4 separate regions of the Mus musculus genome follow, and all the other regions are linked to region 1. A link is a loop called in an ENCODE intact Hi-C map of the cell type or tissue named here. Cell type or tissue: heart. All regions are shown on one strand. Region 1 holds the start of Gm26795 (predicted gene, 26795). Region 2 overlaps Unc5d (unc-5 netrin receptor D). Region 3 overlaps Unc5d (unc-5 netrin receptor D). Region 4 overlaps Unc5d (unc-5 netrin receptor D).

Region 1 (5,000 bases):
GGTTAACTGTAGCTAAAAGAGGAATGGCATGATGACAGAGGTGGTTCTCTTTGTAGTGTAATTTTGAATTTTGTTACAGCAATTATGATGTTTTCCTAGCTATCTCTCTTGCCCAAATTGATGGGAATCTCAAAAGCTCAAACGAAATAGGTTTTACGATCTAGTTGGTCTTGGGCTCAAGCAACAGTGGCACCATTCTACAAGCTGGATAAACTTGAGCAATTCACTTCATCTCTCTGCTGAAGTCTGCCCTGTCTGTGCCTCCTCAGTGTGTCCCTGTTAAGTGCGTATTCCTTTGTGAGCCTTTCAAGATGAAGCATAATGAAAAGGTCTCCAGTCACTTAGAACATGCTCTCAAAAGAGGACGGTGGGACTCCATTCCCTTCCTCTCCACTCTGTCTCTTCTCTCTACAGCAGGAGATCACCGCTAGGCTGCATGCTACCCCCACACCCCTCTCACCACGGGCCCCAAAGCAACAGGCCAGTGATGGGCTAGAGCCTCCAAAACTGCAAGGGAAAGTAAACTTTGTCTCTTTGTAAATAGATTATCTGGATATTTTATATACTGACAGAAACCTAGCTCACTTTCTGAAAACCTCATTTTTCCCTTTTTTGAATAAACGACTGTTGTCCCCCATTGTTCACATGAGGAGATCAGCATTATAGAATGGTGGGGAGGACATAACGAGCGGCTCCATGCCAAGTGCCTGGCAGTAGCCTCATGCTACCAAACTTTCAGTTGCCATTGCAAAGGGTACAGCTGGTGGGGTCTCCAGTGCCAGAGAAAACCTTCCAAGGCGTCAACAATTCATTTACTGAGTCCCTAAATCACTCGATAGAGTCTCTGATTACAGATTCAATCACCAGCTGGATATTAAGACCCAAGTTTACAACCACAACATTACATAACTTTCCAACAATCAAGGGGCTTTTTTCCCCCATATGACCAGTCTCTAATGGAAGCATTTTTCTCTACTGAGGTTAAGAGCCAAAGTCGGGTCCAGAGCCAGTCAGTCGGCCAGTTAAATAAGCATTTGAGTTAGCTGCAACAGTTTTAGGAGGAGTGTTCAGGGCCGAGAAGGAGAGAAGGCAATTAAAGAAATTTGGGGATGATTAAGTGCTCCAATACAGGCTGTGAACAGCTTTCTGTGTCTGAGGGAAGGATAATGGGAAAGTAGGGTTGGTGATGAGAGCGCCTATCTAGAGAGCAGCTTTTAATTCATTCAGTAGATATTTATTTAGATCTATGGGTTTTGGTTTTATTTCCCCGCACTTGAAACTGTCTGAATGTTTGGAAGGACAGACACGAGCAGGCCCCATGAACGCAAGCTGCATCGTCGAGGTCTATTGAATGCAGTGTCCGCATTATCTGTGGGTTTATAGCGACCCTTCCCAAGGAAAGAGCGGTTACATCCTGTAGTTTCTCTTGTGCGCGTCCTGAAGCACAGTGCAGCTTGCTGTCTTCTCATTCTTCCAGCCTTTTTTTTTTTTAAGAGTAAAAAGCTAGATACATAACAGCCGCGTGCAGAATGGCCTTCAGTAAGACTTACACAGAGATGAGCAACCACGCTGCCCCTAAGAGCTCACAGTACCCAGGACCCACCACTGTGCTGGGGAGGAAGGTAATCTCCTTCCAGTGTGGCAAACCACAATTTGCTTTTATCTCTTCCCAGATGAGCTAGTTAAATTTACAGATTGGGAGGAGGAACAGGGATGACGGAGAGTGAGTGTACCAAGTGTAAATTGTCAGGGGAGAGGGGAGAACTATTATTCTGAACCCTGCTATCCTTGTGCTAAAGGAATCTACAAGCTTCACACCAATTGACAACTGTTTTCTAAGCTAGGAATCAGTTCCGGTGCTCTAAGCAAGGACAGCAGTGCCCCGCACCCCACCCCGCACCCCACCCCCCACCCCTACACAAGCCCAGGTCACCAACAGTCATTATTTCTATGATCTCTTTGTCCATGAGGCCACCTGGCGACTGCGGAGCTCCTCCCAGATGACGCCTTAGCAGGTGTTTCTTCCAAGTCCTCTCAGTTACTCCCTTTGCCTTTTTGCATTCCCTGCGCTGAGCTGTAGAGGGGCTGTGGCACTTTGTAACTTACTGCTCAACAGCTGGCAGCTACAAATTAACTTTTTGACTTCATTAGGCTAATCTGCAGAATTATTCCTAATTTGGAGCACCTGCAGTCCCCGTCCCCCCCCCCCCCCCACCTTCCTCTCCTCAGGAGCCACCTTCTCTCATCCATCAGACGCTGAGTGGCAGGAAAACAGCATATGGAGCTACGGGTGGGTCTGGTCAGGGCACCTAGTTTGTTTTTCTACTTCTCCAAATCACCGGTCTCAGACTGCTTCAATCAACACACGGCTTCTTCCCATGGCCAGGGCTGGTGTGAATCCAAGATGCCAAGTGCCTCTTCACATGGGTGAAAATAACCAGAGGGCTGATCATGTCTTCGCCCTTGTTTGGACACAGGGCAGTTTCAGTCCAAGGTCGTCAGTCTAATGCAGAGCCATGCTCGGGCGAGTGCTGCCCTTGATTTCCTCCCGTGTTTCCGGGAAGCCAGAAGTGTGAAAACCTTCCGGGTTTTCCACTTTTTATCTGCCCAGAAACCAGGAGGCCGGTGATGCCCCTTTGGTCACACAAATCTGTAAGAAATAAAAAGAGAAAAGTTGCAGCTGCCTTCCCAGAATCGCACCTGCATCCACTGCGGGAGGTTCTTGGCCTCTTCTCCTCCCGCTGGAGTCCTTAAAGTCCCCAAATAGTCTTACACAAATCTGTAAAGTGGTGCAAACAACGGTCTCCGCATTCTCCTGTCAGGTCCTCTGCTGGAGCAATTTTCCCAGAGGACAAAGAGAGTAAACTGGCCTGGACACAGTCCTTAAGATCTTTCTCTGACGCTCCAACGCACTACAGTTTTAGTGGTAATGCTCTTCTCACTAGATGGCTCTCCTGGATCCTTCCCTTCCTAAAAGCTAGGCCGGGAGAGGAGAACGAGGCTGCAGAGCTGAGAATAGAAGATAAACAAGATGTACTGGAATAAAGGTACCCAGATGCCCCCAACTTAAAATCTTACAAAGAGAGGCACACTTTAGAAAAGCAATCCAAATGCAACCCACACATGGAGTAGAAGGAGAAATCGTTTCTTACCGCTGGAGGTAGAGAACACACAAAGTAATCACAGATACTAAAACCTTAAGTGGATTTTGCTTGCTCTTGTTGCCGCTCGGTGTAGTGGTGTAGCTTTCCATAGGTTTTTACTTCTAGGGCTTATAGTCCAGGCAGCCATAGCACTCATTTCTCAGGACAAGCCATTTATATTCCTTATCATGCATACTTTGAATAGTTTCTTCTTCCACTCTCAAAACTATCCCCCTGGAGAGATGGCTTAGTGCCCAGGAGTGTTAACTACTGTTCCAGAGACTGTGGCTCAGATCCAGCCCCCAAGTCAGGCACCCACCATTTGGAGCTCCAGGGGAATTGCTGCCCTACTTTGGCTTCTGAGGGTACCTGTGGTGCACATAAATGCACACACACACACACACACACACACACACACACACACGCACATGCTCAGGCAGGAGTAGAGTAGTCAATCAGATCTCTTTTTTTCTCTGCTACCGTCCCCGCCCTTATTACAGGCAAAAGTGATGGTGAAGTAGCCTCTTAGCATTTACAGGCTTGAGTCTCATCCTCCAGGGAAAAATTAGTCTAGCCTTGGTTCTGTCAGTTGAGTTTCCCCTTCCCATTGTCTTTCTCTGAAAAAAAAAAAAAAAAAAAAAAAAAAAAAAAAAAAAAAAGGTCATGAAGGTAATTGTTCAAGATAAAACAGGTATGCAGTCCGGCTTGGTGGCTTCAAGCAGTAGCTAGAACCAACAGTTAGACAGTTAGAACCCCATGGTGTGTGTAGCCCTTGATGATGGATGGATTCCCTCAGGAGTTTCAGAGAAAAAAAGGTAGAAATTTGCATCAGATCTTTTGCTGAACCTTTCTTCTAATCCAAAATTAGGAAGGCCAAGCTCTTTCCTCTCCTCGGGGATTTGCTTAAATTGAAGTTTCTTTTCTTTAATCTTTAAAGATGATTAATGCTTTAGAAACCTTACCAGTGATAACATGCATAGAGAGAAGGATTCAAGAATTTTCATTTCCTGGATGTTCAGTAGTGACATTCGGGATTCCTGCACCTAGTGAGCAGCGATATTATACTTGAGCGTTGAAAAGCATGGTTAACTCAGAACAGAGAGCCTGGAAGGAATGACAATATCAGGATCCCCTAGGAGTACGCTGTGGACTATAGATATGAGTTGAGGTATCTGGAGCCAGATCAGTTATCAGTTTGGAGCCTCAGTGTAGGAATCACAGGGCCACCTCTGTTGGACTAACGTGATGAATGGCTCATTGAAAATATATCTTATGCTCTCTGATAACTGGTCCCCAACTTTTAAAGTACAAAGAGACACTCAGCAGAAGGGAGATCTATTCCCAGTCTCAAGGATGAACTAGCTTTGTTTCAATTCACACATGGTTTCTGCCACCAGTACCATTTTGTGAGTGTCTTTGGATCTGACCCTGGTGAGGTCTAGAAAATTGGGGGTGGGTGTGGGGAAGCTTGTCCATGATGAAAAGTCTGACTCTTTGGCTTCCTAGCTTGAGTCCTACTCTGGCTTCATGTGTAAGTAGTTGGTAACTCTTTGTCTTATGGTTTTACTGCTGTGAACAGACACCATGACCAAGGCAACTCCTATAAGGTCAAAGTTTAATTGGGGCAGGCTTACAGGTTCAGACCTTCAGTCCATTATCATAAAGGGGGGAACATGGCAACATCCAGGCAGGCATGGTGCAGGAGGAGTTGAGAGTTCTACATCTTCATCTGAAGGCTGGCTGCTTGCAGAATACGGGCTTCCAGACAGCTAGAATGAAGATCTTAAAAACCACATCCGTACCTACTCCAACAGGCACACACCTTCTAACTGTGCCATTCCCTGGGCTGAGCGTATA
Region 2 (5,000 bases), 100 kb before region 1:
ATGAGGGGGATGGTTCCCCAAAAGCAATTAGATAGGTCTTTTAGAAGAGCTTGTCATTGGTCACTCATGGGTATCCTTGCTTCTCTTGTCCATGATGAATGTAGGTGATAATTATAAGAAAAGTGCTGGACCCACTCTCCAAGTCAGTGGTAGTCATCCATACACAGGCCTCCTCGACATCCTGAGAATCCACTCTTGACTTTCACCTGTTTCTCACACCTTGAGTATATCATTCTAGGCTTCCCAAAGAATATTTGCTACTGCTAACAAAGCGTTGCAACCTCCGTTGCTGCTCAAATGTAAAGGCATGGGAGCCTCTCTGCTTAATATATGCTTTGCTTACAGAAGAACAACTGTAAAATTCAGGAATTTTAAGAAAATAGTCTGTTGAGAGCATGACTGGTGCTTCACAAGGAAGGAAGGTGACCGACCAGGTGATAGTGTTCAGCTCTGTCTTGGATGCAGTAGATGTGGGGGTCTGCTGCTCTTTTATATAACCTGCATTTAGTCCAGTAGGAAACTATAGATAATAAACTCAAGGGTGGCCATGAAGAACTTGAGGTAGTCCAGTGAATGTCAAAACACATGATTCAGAAATTCATAGCATTTAGGTGAACTCCTAAATGATGTTTCTCCTACATAAGACCATGAAATGAGTTTTATCTTTGAGAACTGAATTTCAACTTTATGCTGCTAGGGCCTTGCTCTCGGGATCCAGGATGACACATATACATGTCTTCCTGAGCGGAGAGAGTGGAAGTTTTGGTAATATCTAACTGACCTAGATCTCAATGGGCACTGTTCATCTGTGAGTCTGCAATTACTTCATTGATCATATCATTATATTTCTTACAAGTGAAAAATGCAGAAATCAAGGAAGAGATTAAAATGCCTGTTCTGCAACCCTCAGGCAGTTGGAAGAAATTAAGTGGGATTCCTGTTATTTTCACTCTTTTTTGTTATATAAAGACTTCATCTCCTGTTGCTTGTGGGGAGAGCTGAAGAAACCTGAGGGCTGAAGTGTAGCTCAGTGGCCCTGTGTTCCATTGCCAATATGGGTGGGATGAAGGGAGCTGTATAATGAACCGGGGCTAATCAGGTATGACACTGTCACTGAAATTTCACTTGGGTTTTTCAGGTTTTACAATAACAGTTTTGTTGTTAATAATTACAGCACAAGAAAACCTCAACTCTAGACTTGGGTGAAATGGCTTTAAATTCAGATTTGAAAATTAGATATCCTGTACATGATTATGTAATTTATACCTTCCCACTGACCAATCAGTGTAAAGTATTATGGAACTGATATGTTTGTATATTACAGAAATAAGTGTTTTTCTTTTAAACCAGAATAATCATGTCTAATTTGTAATATGTTCAAGGTAGTGTTTTGTTGCATAATAGCTTGTTTCATCATTTATTAGCACTAAAATATTACTGAATATATTGTCTGGAGAAGGGAATTTTGTATTGAGGCAACCAAGTTTTATCAAATTCTTGGGATTTTTTTTTCCATTGACAGGACAATGTTAATGAGAATGATCATTTGATAGCTGGGGTTGGCTCTGCGGATGCATTTTAGGGTTCTTTAATTCTCTCCTTATTTCCAAAAGTCTGGTTGTCAATTTTTGCTGATGAAACTAGTTAAAATCTGACCATAAGTCAACCTTGGTGACTGGGTAGTTTACAGTTAAGTTCTCCAAGTCATTCCACAAAGGGATGGCACCGTGCTTGTAGACTATCCCCATCTGTAAGTAAGTTCTCACCTGATGTCCCTCATCGTTTTCATGCTTCTCGGTCATCTCTTTTCTCATCTCTGAAGCCTGCAGTCAGATGGATCTGAGGTTCTCCTGAGTCCTGAAGTCACCTGTGGGCCTCCAGATATGCTTGTCACAACTCCCTTTGCGCTGACCATCCCTCACTGTGCAGACGTCAGTTCAGAGCACTGGAACATTCACCTGAAGAAGAGGACCCAGCAGGGGAAGTGGGAGGTGAGATGCTGTGTGTGTGTGTGTGTGTGTGTGTGTGTGTGTGTGTGTGTGTGTGTGTGATGTTTAAATGGGAGTTGGGTTCTCTGGATGGCTTAGATTTAACCTTAACCCTTCTTGTTACAGCAGATCAGCTGCGAAGCTGTTGAACATTTCCTAGTTGCCAAGCAGTTATGGAACTCATTTTACACGATCCTCTAGGTATTTGCTAGCCTTTTCAAGTAATAATGGAAAACAGAGGCAAAATATAATCCAGAGCTGTACGGTCTGAGAACCCAGTAGTAATTACCCACAGAGACACATATACTATGTTCTCGCTTGCTGAGTTTCCAGCCTTCCTCCTAGGCCGTGTTCTTTTCCGAACTGACATTATGCTGTGTCAATGAGGATGTTGCTTAAGGAAGACAGGCTACATTGATAAGTATCCAGGAACACTGTATGTGCCTACTATATGTTTAAAGCATTAGCAGATACATGGAAGATTATTACCACTGCTTTCCTGTATAAATAAGTACATGTAAGGAGAGACATCTCAATCAGAGAGAGGCAAGGAAAAAGAATGGGAGTATATAATAGGAAGATAACAAGCAAAGAGACAGCCAGTCAAAATCAACAGTGGCTTCAGCAGAATTACGATTTTAAGCAAAAGCGGTGATTTGCCTGTCCGAAGAATTCTTTATGTCCAACTGAAGTCAGTTTGCATCAAACCGGGTGAACTATATTATTGGAACCCAGTAGCCCTCATGTGCTAGTCCTGGGGTCTTGCCTCCTAGGAGGTACTTCAGGCAAAAGAAGTCAAAGAAAACCATGTTTCTCTTGGAGAAAATACACAGCAGCTGCAGTGGATTCTGTGTGCCGAGCACAGCTGTATCTTGAGACCCGTCCATTTCCTTTGTTTGAGAACGTATCCTGCTATGTACTGGGTCCTGGCACTGGGACGGGAGAATGTTTTGGGCAATAAAGTTCATAGAGGGGTCACGTTGTAGTCTTCTCCCCCTTGTGTTCTGTTTCCCCTTGTTTTTTTTTTTCCCCTACCACTTCATTTCTCGGCTTTTCCTCACAATCTTCTCCATCCAGATGGTGTTAGATTTATGCTCCACCAAACCAGTCACACATGCCTAAGTTCTTATCAGAGAGGCTGAAATATTCTAGTGCTTCTTATCCAAATCATTTACTTAATGGTCCCCTGTGAATGATTGCGGCAAAACGAAAAAGGATAAAGTGTTGGAGTGAAAATAAACATCAACTTAAGGGTATTTTAGAAGGTTTTCAGAAATAGATCTGGGGGGGCAGTAATAATAATGTAAGTTTGCTTATTGAGGTTAATGTTCAAGTTCTTAAAAACTGGTATTAAGCAATTAACTGGAAATGGAAATTTCAAAATTCCTATTAAAATGGACAGCACACTGTACATAACCCATTTCATGCATTCTTGCCTCCAGCTGTTATCTTAATAGAAAACAACCATCTAACATTGATATTTAAGACAATACAATATTCTGGGAGAGTTTATTTATTTAAATCTATGTAAACTCTTGGGCCCGATGGTGTTTCCAAACTGAGAGAATTTAACATATCTTTCTCTAACAGGAAGTGATGTCAGTGGAGGATGAGTCCACATCCTGTTACTGCCTCTTGGATCCCTTTGCCTGTCACGTGCTGCTTGATAGCTTTGGAACGTATGCCCTCACAGGAGAGCCAATCACAGACTGTGCCGTAAAGCAGCTCAAGGTGGCTGTGTTTGGCTGCATGTCCTGTAACTCCTTGGATTACAACCTGAGAGTTTACTGTGTGGACAATACTCCTTGTGCATTTCAGGTCAGTCTTGTTACAGTTGTTCTTTTGGTACTGTGAAAATAATGATTCCCTGTATTAGTGACTTTTCTATCGCTGTGATAAATTACCGTGGCGAATGGCAACCTCAAGGAAAACATGTTTATTTTGGCTCATGCTTCCAAAGGGGTAGAGTCTATCATGGCAGGAAGCTGGCTGATCATATTTCTGTCTGCATCCAGGAAGCAGAGAGAGGGAATGGGAAATGGTTAAGTCTATAAACTCTCAAAGCCTGCCCTCAGTTGTTATCTCTTTTAGCAAACTCCATAACCTCCCCAAACAGTGCCCCACACTGAGGAACAAGTTTTCAAATACATGGGCCTTCAGAGGACATTTCTCACGTAAACCATAACAGCTTCCTAAACACCAATATCAGTAGAAGGTTCTTTGATAGAAACTTAGAAAAGTACCCACAACCACTTTAAACAAGAGCTGTGTGTGTGTTCCATGCAGGAAAGATGGGACAATTGACACTCAAGACGGGGCAGAGATTAAGTTCATACTCAACCCAAACACGTCTACTAATTAAGAAATCCTCTAAAAGTATGATCAGAATTTAGAAAATGAATCCAACTGTGGTACAAGCATTGGAGAAGACTTTTAGAACGTTTCACAAACCTTCTTGAATGGATGGCATTTAAGAGCAAAAGAGATACCTGGTAAAGAAAGGAAAAGGCACAAAGCACAGAGCAGAGACGTATTTGGTGTGGAAAGAGCAGTGAGAAAATTGCCCAAGTCTACTGAAGTTAGGAGTTAGGAAATAATGATGATAAGTCATCTGTCACCCAGCAGTCATATCCTATCAGGACACCAAGTCTAATAGTGGACTATTAGGGCAGAGGTAGTTCAACATCTTTTCTATTTTCAGTGCTTTTAATCATATAAGATACATCTTAGATGAGGTACTCCTGAGGAGTGAGGTTTATTAATAGAAGCAAGGATAATGCAGGACAGGCTGTGGAGGCTTTGCCCATATTTAAATAGCGTAGCTCTCCTGACACACCTCATTCCAGATCCGTGCTATTCCTGTCCTGGGTCATTAAGTCCATTATGCAGAGCAGTTTCTCAGTAACTAGGTTTTAAGACACTGAACTAGAAAATTCATGTTTACCAATAGAAGAGACTCAAAGATACGAAACTTAAACATAAGCTAAGAAGGTAGTGACTCATGACAAACTA
Region 3 (5,000 bases), 220 kb before region 1:
GATGACCTGTAGGGATATCTGTATAACATTTTTCTTGATTGCTGATTGGGATAGCAGAACCCAGTCCACCTTGGGTGGTACTGTCCCTACGAAGTTATGCCTGGACTGCATAAGAAAGGGTTCTGAACATGAGTTTCAGATCAGTCCCATAAGTAGGTTTCCTCTGAGGTTTCTGCCTGGAAGCAGAAAGAGGGACAGGTCTCACAGGTGGTGGAATACTCAAGCTCCCTGCCCCCATTCTTCCTCCAGCTAGTCTTACCTCCGGAAATTTCCAAAACTTTTTTTTTTTTAGATAACTTTGTAGTAAGGAACCAAGCATTCAACATTCCAGTTGATGGGAACTACTTCACATTCAAACCATGACACAAACATATCCATTGAGAAGTAGTATAGTTATGGGGAGGAAAAAAATCTGTCCCAGTATTCCACAGCTCATCCTCACTGTAAACTAGACATTTCACACAGAGTGGGCATAATTTGAGGCTGTAAGCGTTCAAGATGAGCGTATTGATGCCTCTGGATATGGTCCAGCCTCACCTGGGGATGAAAGCAGGTTCTAGCCACTGGATTTTTCTCCTTTATATCAGAAGAACAGTTCTTGAGCCAGGAGTCATAGAAATCGTTTGGCTGGGGCTAGAGAGATGGTGCGATGGTTAAATGTATGTACTACTCTTGCAGAGAACCCATGTTTCATTATCAGTACTCACAAGAGGTAACTTGCAATGGCTGATAGTCACTCCAGCTCCAGGGGAATCCAGCACAACCCATCTGGCCCCAGCAGTCGCCTGCCTTCCCGTACAATTACATATGCACACACGTAATTTAAAAAGTAAGCCTTTCAAAGTAATTTGGCCTGGATATACAATTTTTGAAGGTTGTATGAGACTCACAAAAAGGCCTTCAAGATAACCCAAAGTCGCATAGCTCCTCGGACTCCCAAGCAAAGGTTCTTTCAGCTGCTTGCACCAGGCACTGCTAGGGGTTCCCAAAACGCCATTATCAGAAAGGTGTTGACTTGGTTCTCTCTGTTCAATGTCAAGCTTCATTTTTTCCTGTCACTGAAGGATATGTATAGAAAACAGAAACAGGACCTTACTGAAGAAGGAAAAGGTCTAAGGTGTTGACTTCTGTGGCAGGTAGTGTGAACTAAGCAAGTAAATAAGGAACATATTTTTGCTTAGACTTTTTAGAAAATAGGCATCTTTGCCTCCTGGCAACATGTTCCTTGCCTATAATATGAGGACAAGAATTATGGTAATACATGGGCCTGGTGTATGGCTATATGTAAAAAGTATTAGCTGCTCCAGATGTGGTAGGACATGTCTTTAATTCCATCAGTTGGCAAATAGATTTCTTAGCTTGATGCCAGCCTGTTCTACAGAGAAAAATTCAGGACAGCCAGGGCTACACAGAGAAACCCTGTCTCAAAAACAAAAGAAAGCAAAACAAAAGGGAAAGACAGGAAGACATACAGACAGGTAGATAGAAAAAGATATATATATATATATGCAAATATTATAGAGCTAATGTGCACCTCACAGCCTGCATCTTCATCACACTGTTATGGCCTCTCTCAAAGCCAGTTGTAATATTGTCCTGGCGTGCTTCCTTTATTGTTTAATATGCTTATATTAGCCATAAAATCCTTTACATCACTTATCGAAGACCAAAATGACAAGATGGAGTTCTAACAGGGATCCACGTAGACATTTGCATTCTGCGTGTATCTTGTATTTTCCACTATCCTTCTGGCTCCTGAAGTAAGACTTGCCATCCCTCCCACTTCCAACACAAAGATCTACTGCATTCCCACAGAGCAATCAGAGCCTCCTGGCACTTAATACCAGGAAGCAGCAATAATTGAACTATTATGTCTCCACATATCATGAAACCAGTGTCTGATATTTAACCTGCTATCTCTGGATTTGCATTCATTTGGTGCCTCAAAGTTGCTGTTCTTTCTATGTGGGATGAGCTCTGGCCCCTCTTCTGTTCACATTTCCTTGTTCAGGCTGAAGTACCAAATCTTGCAGTATTTAGAAAATGAATCTTCTTAACGAGGCATCGATTCTGTCTTTAACCTGGAGATGAAATTGCTGCTTTTATTTTGCCCATTACATGGAATGACATAAAAATGTCTTCTATGTGACGGACCATGATTACCATTGTTATGAAGGCTAAGGAAGGGCACTGAGGATTCCTGAATCTCCAGTGTTATTTGACCCTAGATCCATCTGCTTATCCTCCAATTCAGGTCACCTCTTTATCTACAAAAATCGAAGAATATTCAGCCAGCAGGTCTCCATCTCTTGCGATTGTAGATATATTCAGAGGTTAAGAGGGACCTGAGACTCTGTCTGGAAGATCGCATCTCTGAAGACAAGGCTTGTCTACCATTAATATTTCTTGTGCACTGCTGGAAAGTTTCCATGGTCAAGCCAAGGTCATCTTCTTCCAATTACCCAGATTCACAAGAGAATTGTGCATATATTGTTGTTGTTGTTGTTGTTGTTGTTGTTGTTGTTGTTGTTGTTGTTGTTGTATCTTTCAGGTCATTGGGACTAAGGAAAAGAGGGGGACTTGTTTGATTACTAGGGACATATATGAGTTGGCCTCCTTAAGCCATCTCTATTTGTACTGTTGATAGTGGGTCATTGTGGGTGGGGCCTGTTTTTGTTATTGCTATGGGGACTTGCTTCCAGTTTCAGAGGGCTAATCTATGATCATCACAGTGGGGAGCATGGCGGCTGGCAGGAGACATGGCACTGGGGCTGTAGCTGGGAGCGTGTATCTTATCCACAAGATGGAGACAGAGGGAAAGAGAAAGACCAGACTTGGCAATGGCTTTTGAAACCTCAGATTGCACCTACAATGATACATCTCCTCAGGAATGCCACACCTTCCAACCCTTCATAAACAGTCAAATGGGAATATATGAGCTTATGGGGACCAACCTCATTCACACCACTACAGGGACTCTTTCTTCATCCAGTCTACCCTTGTCACCCAACATTTCTGCAAACAGCCTGCCCATGGATTATCCCCTCCTATGGGCTATAGCCCCTGACTTATACTAAAAGACTTGTGCTAACTCATGCTTCCAACTTCCCAAGTAGTCCCTCTCTTTTTTGTAGAGGATTTGTTCTTGAATCCCTATCCTCAAAATCCTAAAACATATGGATACCCAATAGTACAGTATTTACATATAATGTATTCACTCACCTCTGTATACTATAAAGCTCTCTAGAGTTTTAATAATGCCCAAAAAATACAGTGGCTACATGACCAGTGAAAACAGTGTTTAGCAAATAACCAGAGGGATGTCTACACATCTGGTAAAAGTGAAATTTTGTCTTGAATATTTCCAGTTCATAATTGGTTGAATCTGTGGAGTGTAAGCCTACCAATAAATTGTCCAACTATAATTTTTCTCTCAGTTAGTATATACTTGAGACCACTTCCTTCTCGGCTCTCCCTCAGCAGTCAGAAATGACTGTAGAGCCTGTACCCTGCTGTGTGTGATATTTTAAATTATTTTTTATTTTCATTTATCTGTATGTGAAAGACAGAAGCTTAGCCCTGACAGTTCATTATGCAAGTTTGTGGAAAAGTACACAAACTTGCTAGTTAAGTTAAATAGTATCTTCACAAACTTAGCATTTAATTTGTAGCTGGTGACATTGACTCACATGATCTTACGATTCTTATACTTCAATTGTGATAATAACTGTCCTGATGTGAGACTTAAAATTTTAAACCAGGTGTCTTTGGAAAGCATGTTGTCAACTCCTAAATCAGTTGAAACTTTGACCATTTTATCTGCAGTGCACTCCTAAGCATTTTCTGGAATCTATAAAATTCCCCTTCAATCAAGACAAGTGAACATGGCAATCATTTTCCCAGAAAACTAGGAAGGCTGCACATTTTCAGTTCCGTGGCAAACTGTACACTACACAAGGCAATAATATGCACAGGAGAAGCAAACAAAGGTCCCTTAATGGAAACACTGGAGTAAAGCGCTTCTTTTAATGGGAGTAAGAGTGTGGGGCGGGGGGGGGGGGGGGGGGGGAGGGGATTTTCAGGCAATGTGTGCTGTCCCTGATGGTCTCTGTAGAAAGCTCCAGTTAGAGCTTTGTGGGTTCATTTAGAAAGCCTCTGGTGACCTAAGTGCATCCATTTGATAGAATTAAGAACATTTAGCAGAATTATACTAAGTTCTAGGGAGAGACGAGACGAGTTATTTAGTTTTGAAAGGTTACAAATACTGATGCACAGGGAAAACCAGAAGATGCCTGGGCACTTATTGATTTTCAAGTGCTTTTTGTGTAATTATGAGGTTTAAGCAAAAAAGACCAGTTTGTATGGTTGTTTTCCTCTGTCTTGTTGTTTTTCTATAAAGTTATAAAAATAGCCTACTAACTTCATAGAAAATTTCACAAATATTTTCCTCTGCATGTTCTTGAGCAACATTATATGCATTCTGTTCAGGGGAAACTATTCTTTGTTCACTGACATGTACCTCATCTCTTTGGGGGTTCAGTGGGGAAGTGATACCTCTGTTGCTGTCACCCTCCTACCTATGGAAGATGGGATCTGATGATGTTGGAAGAGAGCGGTTTCCCCCTTTGCTTATTGCATGTTTGTTGTCTCCTCCTGTCATTCAGCCAAGGACTCTCTCTTCTGCAGGAAACCAGTCCTGGCTCTAGGAGGTTCTGCTGTTAATAAGAAGTTGAACAGAAGTTATAATAACTCATTGCATTGCCTGCTTGGAAAGCATGATAATGCTCCTTAGTTGTAAGAAATCATTTTAACAACACTGACTGGTGGCAGTTCATTGATGAGGCCCCTGTGAAACCTGCTATAAATAGCACTTGATGCATGTAGAAAAGGGTTCTTCGGTGTGGCTTTTATTTATTTGTAATTTATACTCTGCCTACCTTCACAAAAGGATTTGAGCTGGCTAACAATAAAAGACACATATACAATAAGGTTGTTATGTA
Region 4 (5,000 bases), 160 kb before region 1:
AACGTGTTTCCAACAACTCTTGAATATCACCAACCTTTTCTGAATCATGGCTCAAGATGTGTGGCTGCTTTTTCACCTCATGGACAGGCTTTTAAAGTGATACAGTTAGAATTAGGGTTTTCATATGTCTTTTAAAAGATGATGCTGTTATAGAAATGTGGCTTCTAGTTGAATTTCAAATAACTATAGTAATAAGCATTCCTATAAATCACATATTGAGCTTGAATATATGACTTGAAGCTTAGTTGTCTGTGATGTAATGTGATGGTTACTCATGGGAGACATAGTTCTTAACACTTAATGTGAGAAGTAAAGGTTATAGTGTGGGTGACTATAACTTGTATTTGTGCCATGATTCAAGCTTCTTCACCAGCGGGGGAACAGCCCTGTTTAATGCTGAGAGAAATTATCAGCACTGACAGTGAGCTGCTAAGAGGAGACCCCACTTTATGTAACAGATATAGACTACAAAGGGACCCTATCACAAAATACCAAAAATAAAGTAAAATGAAATGAGCCATTGAATCAATCAATACATACATAATAAATGGAGAGGAAGAGGGATTCTTAGGGAAGGGGAGGGGAGGATTAAAGAGAGAGGAATGGAAGTGAACTGAAGCTTTGAAGACTGACAAGCCCAGAAATCTCAGTGACTGTCCCAGTGCCAAGTCCAATGGTTGGCTAAGTGCTACAAAACCAACAAGATGTGATGTGTCAGGTCAAAGGCCAAAAGGCAGGAAGAGCTAGAATTTAAGTTCAGAAACTGTCTGGGAAGACAATTCTCTATTGCTTCTGGTAGGGTCATTCTTTTCTTTCTTTGTAAGTCTTGAACTAATTGGTGAGAACTACCTATATCAAAATGTCATGTGCTTTACTGAGTTTCCAGATTTATAAGTTACTGTCATCGCCAACTACTCTGACACAAAGGTCTAGAATAAAGCAAAACCAGATAGCTGGTGGTTCCTGGCCAATTGAGCACATCACAATTGTTCATCATAAATATATATGTACTTGGGATTTTTTTTCAAGAGTGGTCTTTCTTATTTGGGCAGTTGTTGGCCATAATTGAGACAGTGGCTTTAAGTGATTTATTGATTGAACAAAGCCTTTTTTTCCTGTACACTGATAATGTATAGGCTTAATCAAGCAGAGGCAAATTCCTGATGACCCAGTTTGCATTTTGCTATAATGAAAGTAAAATAGCCAGAAATGCAGCAAGGGTTGTACTATACTCAGCTTTAGAGGTAAGTTCTCTGGTGAATCTCTCCTAAGTTGAAAATGCAGTATGAGCTTTTCCCCTGACATTCCATCTCCTAATTCCACTAAGGGATGTTCCCTGTTCAGCATCTTTTGCCTTCGTGTGTGTGTGTGTGTGTGTGTGTGTGTGTGTGTGTGTGTGTGTTTTAGGATATCTGAATATATGTTTAAGACTGTGAGGACTACAGTAATCAGTAGTTTTAGTGTGAAAGATACGGAAGTGGGAGAGTTTCGAGGAGAATGAGCTGTATCTGCAATCTGCATAGCAATTGGGAGGGTTGGCTGGTCAGGGCAGCAGGATCTACTGTCTTTCTGGACAGTGTTCACATGATGAGTCCAAGTTCATGGTCTTTGTAGGAAGCAGAACAGCAGTCCAGGCAAATGATTATCAGTGTTACTCCATGATACTCTTTAGTACTGTCAGATGCTCTTGGTGAAACTGCTGTGCTCTCAGGATTGCACCAAGAAAGGTTGGCTTTGATTAAAATAGCATTTGGCTACAGCTTTGTAGAACAGCAGCTCCGTTGAAGGATCTAGGTCATGGTTCAACACGGGAATTTCCTCAATACTATTTTTGTTTTCCTTATATGCCAAACCTATGACACCTTCTTTTGGAGGTTTGACAATGACATTGTTCAGCTCTTGGATGACCTTCAATAATTTGATTCTCTTTAGCCTCCAACAAAGTACCTGAATCCCCTCTAGTGTCCTGAGGGCTCTCTCTCTCTCTCTCTCCTCCAGATGGAGCTGCCAGCTCTGAATGATCACTTTAATATTTGGGTATGATTGTTGCTTGGTTACTTGTGGCTGAATCGCAGAACCTTAGAGTGATGCTCTCATAGACAGCCACACCTAAATGCTCTCAAGAAGAAAATAAATGCCCCAAGGCTAGAGAGAGAGAGAGATTGGACAGGTTTTGCCAAAAGAGGTGAATTCATGGATCCAAATTGCAAGCATAAACTGGACATCCAATTTCAGGGAAGAACAAAGAGGACGCGTATGGACATGGTTTCTTAAAGTAGGACTTGGGTGGCCGTGTTTCCTGGGTTTAAACAGAATCTTGTAGCTGTCTGACCTCCATCCTTTCATCTTCGAAACATATTTGAGAATCATAGCTAGTACAATGTAACCTGTGTGTGCCCATGAACAGGAACAGAAGGATTAAATGGTGGCTGTTTAAATTGATCCTATGGGATGGAAGCCACCTTCTCTGTGGCTTTTTATTCCAATAAAAAGAAAAAAGGGAGGGCATCGGCTTGAGGAGATTAAATGGATCTGCTTCAGAAGAAGGGATTAGCCTCTAGATGTGTGGTGTGACTAAAGCCAGAGAAATGCCAGCGGCGACCTAAAGAAAGAGGAAGTCTTCCAGGCAATGCTACCTGCAAACTAATCTGTTCGTCTTGTGAAGACAGAGCATAGGTCACTCTAATATTGACAGCTTGGAACAGGACAACTGGGTTAAATGGCGGTTTGTTTTCATTTCTGATAGGCACATTGATAATGAAAGTTTGAATGGACACTTTGGAAGCCGAATCAAAGATAATGACATCCATCCAATAGTGGTTCAAACAAACATTCCCAAGGCCCAACTAATAATATAACCACTTTCTTTATTGAGCCATGCACTTAAATGGCCGAGAGGAAACTCCTGAATGGGTAAAGCTGTGATCACATGAAAATAATGGTTGCTTTGTTAAGAGTTTTCTCTGACCACATTGTTATCTATTACAGTAATTACTACCCCTTCCCTTTATTTAGGCCACTGAATAAGAGACATTTCATTCTAGAATAATTCAGCTCATCTGAAATAACAATTTTATCCTCCTTGTTTGCCAGTGATTTATATGAAACACCCATTTTTCATTTAAGATTATAACAGACAAGTATCTCTTTATCAACACCAAACTCATCTACTTCTTTATGTGGGCAAAGATTTAGGAATGATACTGAAATTACACTTGTTTAATCACACTTGTTTAAATTCCTGAACAGGGTTCACTGCATAGCTGCTTAGTTCCAGCTGGAAGTCTATGTAAGATAGACATAAATATGACCTCACCAAGATGCCATCCTAATGCAGTTTATTCTCAGGTGGCCATAAAGTGTCCTACAGCGTGCAAATTCTTTCCAAGTGGTTTGAAAATGGAAAGAAACCCTCCCATTTCATGTGTGGTACAAAGTGGCTAGGTTTCTGTGGCAGAGTGTTTGCCTAGCATGTACCAATGAGGCCTTGGATTCTATCTCCAACACTGCACACAAGCGAAAATGCAGCAGTAATGCATATCAGTTGTGCTGACTAGGTGTTCCTTTTGAAGAAAGACTTGGTAGTTCACCTTCCTGCCTAACAAACAGTTAATTAATCCACAGTTGTCTTTGTGTGCACGGCACAGCAAATGTGAATGTAATGTTGCAGACACACAGGAGTCATAAGGATGTAGATCTGGGCACACAGGCAGTCATTAGGCCAGATAGTAACAGCCTCTCCCCCATACCCCAGTAAACATTGTCCCATTATGGGACAGCCCATAAGAAGATCAGTATATCTTTAGCTTTCCAAAGACAGTGGAATGACTGCAGGCTCAAGTTTCCATTGTGTTTAATTTAAAAAGAAAATGCAAAGTAAACATTTTAATCCTCAGGTGTCATAATGGCAATATTCCTAGAAATTCTAGAAGCTGAAACTTCTTGCCTTTTTGCCTTTTGCTTTATGAGAAGAAAACTCCCACTTAATGTGCCATATCCTTGGTAGAATTGAGCATAAAAAGATAAAATAAATAAATAAACCATGCTCAGAATAACCATAAAACCTCCTTTATTATCTATCCAATATATTCTTTTTTATCTTGCTTTTTTCATAAGCAAAAAGGTGTCAGATTGTTTAAAGAAGTAATCCTCTCTCCAAATAAGGATGGACCTTCACCCAGTGGACCATAGTTGTTGTATGCGTTTAAAAGTCTCTCCCCTTCTTACCAGCCAGCTCTGAAACATTTAAAATGCCTTTTGTTACTAGGACATTCTCCGTGGTCACCTCCTTTTTTATTCCCCATGAATCTATGCTACCTGTAAGCTTGCTTGACAGGGTAACCTAGCTGAGAATTGCTTTCTCTGGTCTCTCTTTTTCTCCTGTCTTCTTTCACCTATTTTTTTCCACTCCTCCTAAACATGTTGGAATGGATTTCCCCCTGCCCCATCTTTTACATACTTGTCCTGGAGTTAGACAGGCCACACTGTGTGGTACTTTAACAAGAATATATGGATGCTTGTTTACCATGAACTCATTTTGTTATATTTGTTCAGGAGAGTAATCAAAATAAAACCTGAAATATAAAGACAGTAGACTCTGAAATTGATTTAGGACAGCGGGAGAGGAAGATGCCTTCATTTACAGACCAGGTTAATTACAGGAAAATAACAAAATGAGAATATATAACAGTGTTTTTAAAATAAGATACAAATGAGAACAGGTTCCCATGATGATACAAAATGAAGAACTACAATCTGCCAAAGATTTAGGGCATAAAATATTTGTCAGAAAGCCCAGAAGTTGACTGGATGTAAATCCACTGGAAGGAAAAGAGAAAGCTTTTGCATTTGGCATCCCCAGTAGGCACTGAGCTTGAGATTGTGGGAAGGTACAAAGGACCAGCTTTCTGAGGTGAACTGCCAAGAGGAAACTGGCTGTCTATATCCAGAAGCACAGCTAAAGTGCCTTCCCAAGTCCTCTGATTCTGAGTTAAAATGAG

Evidence for each region. Hi-C counts contacts between places; a loop is a spot of excess contacts. Peaks named below come from ENCODE experiments on the same cell type or tissue, not always from the same donor. Only the 100,000 strongest peaks of a DNase experiment are listed, where the experiment ranks them.
Region 2: it touches region 1 in a loop (2.6-fold over the local background); 2 of 42 quality-filtered maps call a loop at or near these places.
Region 3: a loop joins it to region 1, with 2.1 times the contacts of the local background. A loop is called at or near these places in 2 of 42 quality-filtered maps.
Region 4: it touches region 1 in a loop (2.2-fold over the local background); 2 of 42 quality-filtered maps call a loop at or near these places.

Annotation. Positions count from the first base shown.
Region 1 is chr8:28,591,824-28,596,823 of GRCm38, reverse strand. Gm26795 (predicted gene, 26795) reads right to left here and starts at 3,294. Exons shown (of 3, transcript NR_166526.1): 1 at 3,153-3,294; 2 at 2,774-3,009; 3 at 1,929-2,650. In heart, no CTCF peak of the experiment used is centred here; a DNase peak (open chromatin) is centred at 2,413; H3K4me3 peaks cover 840 bases; H3K27ac peaks cover 1,200 bases.
Region 2 is chr8:28,693,321-28,698,320 of GRCm38, reverse strand. Unc5d (unc-5 netrin receptor D) reads left to right here. Exons shown (of 18, transcript NM_153135.3): 13 at 1,823-1,991; 14 at 3,579-3,806. Among named protein-coding and RNA genes, the nearest start is that of Gm32505, 2.5 kb to the left of the region's middle. In heart, no CTCF peak of the experiment used is centred here; a DNase peak (open chromatin) is centred at 2,900.
Region 3 is chr8:28,813,302-28,818,301 of GRCm38, reverse strand. The region is part of intron 4 of Unc5d (unc-5 netrin receptor D); the gene reads left to right. Among named protein-coding and RNA genes, the nearest start is that of Gm32505, 120 kb to the right of the region's middle. In heart, a CTCF peak has its summit at 2,799 (motif pointing right); no DNase peak of the experiment used is centred here.
Region 4 is chr8:28,752,454-28,757,453 of GRCm38, reverse strand. All of the region lies in intron 7 of Unc5d (unc-5 netrin receptor D), which reads left to right. Among named protein-coding and RNA genes, the nearest start is that of Gm32505, 57 kb to the right of the region's middle. In heart, a CTCF peak has its summit at 1,986 (motif pointing right); no DNase peak of the experiment used is centred here.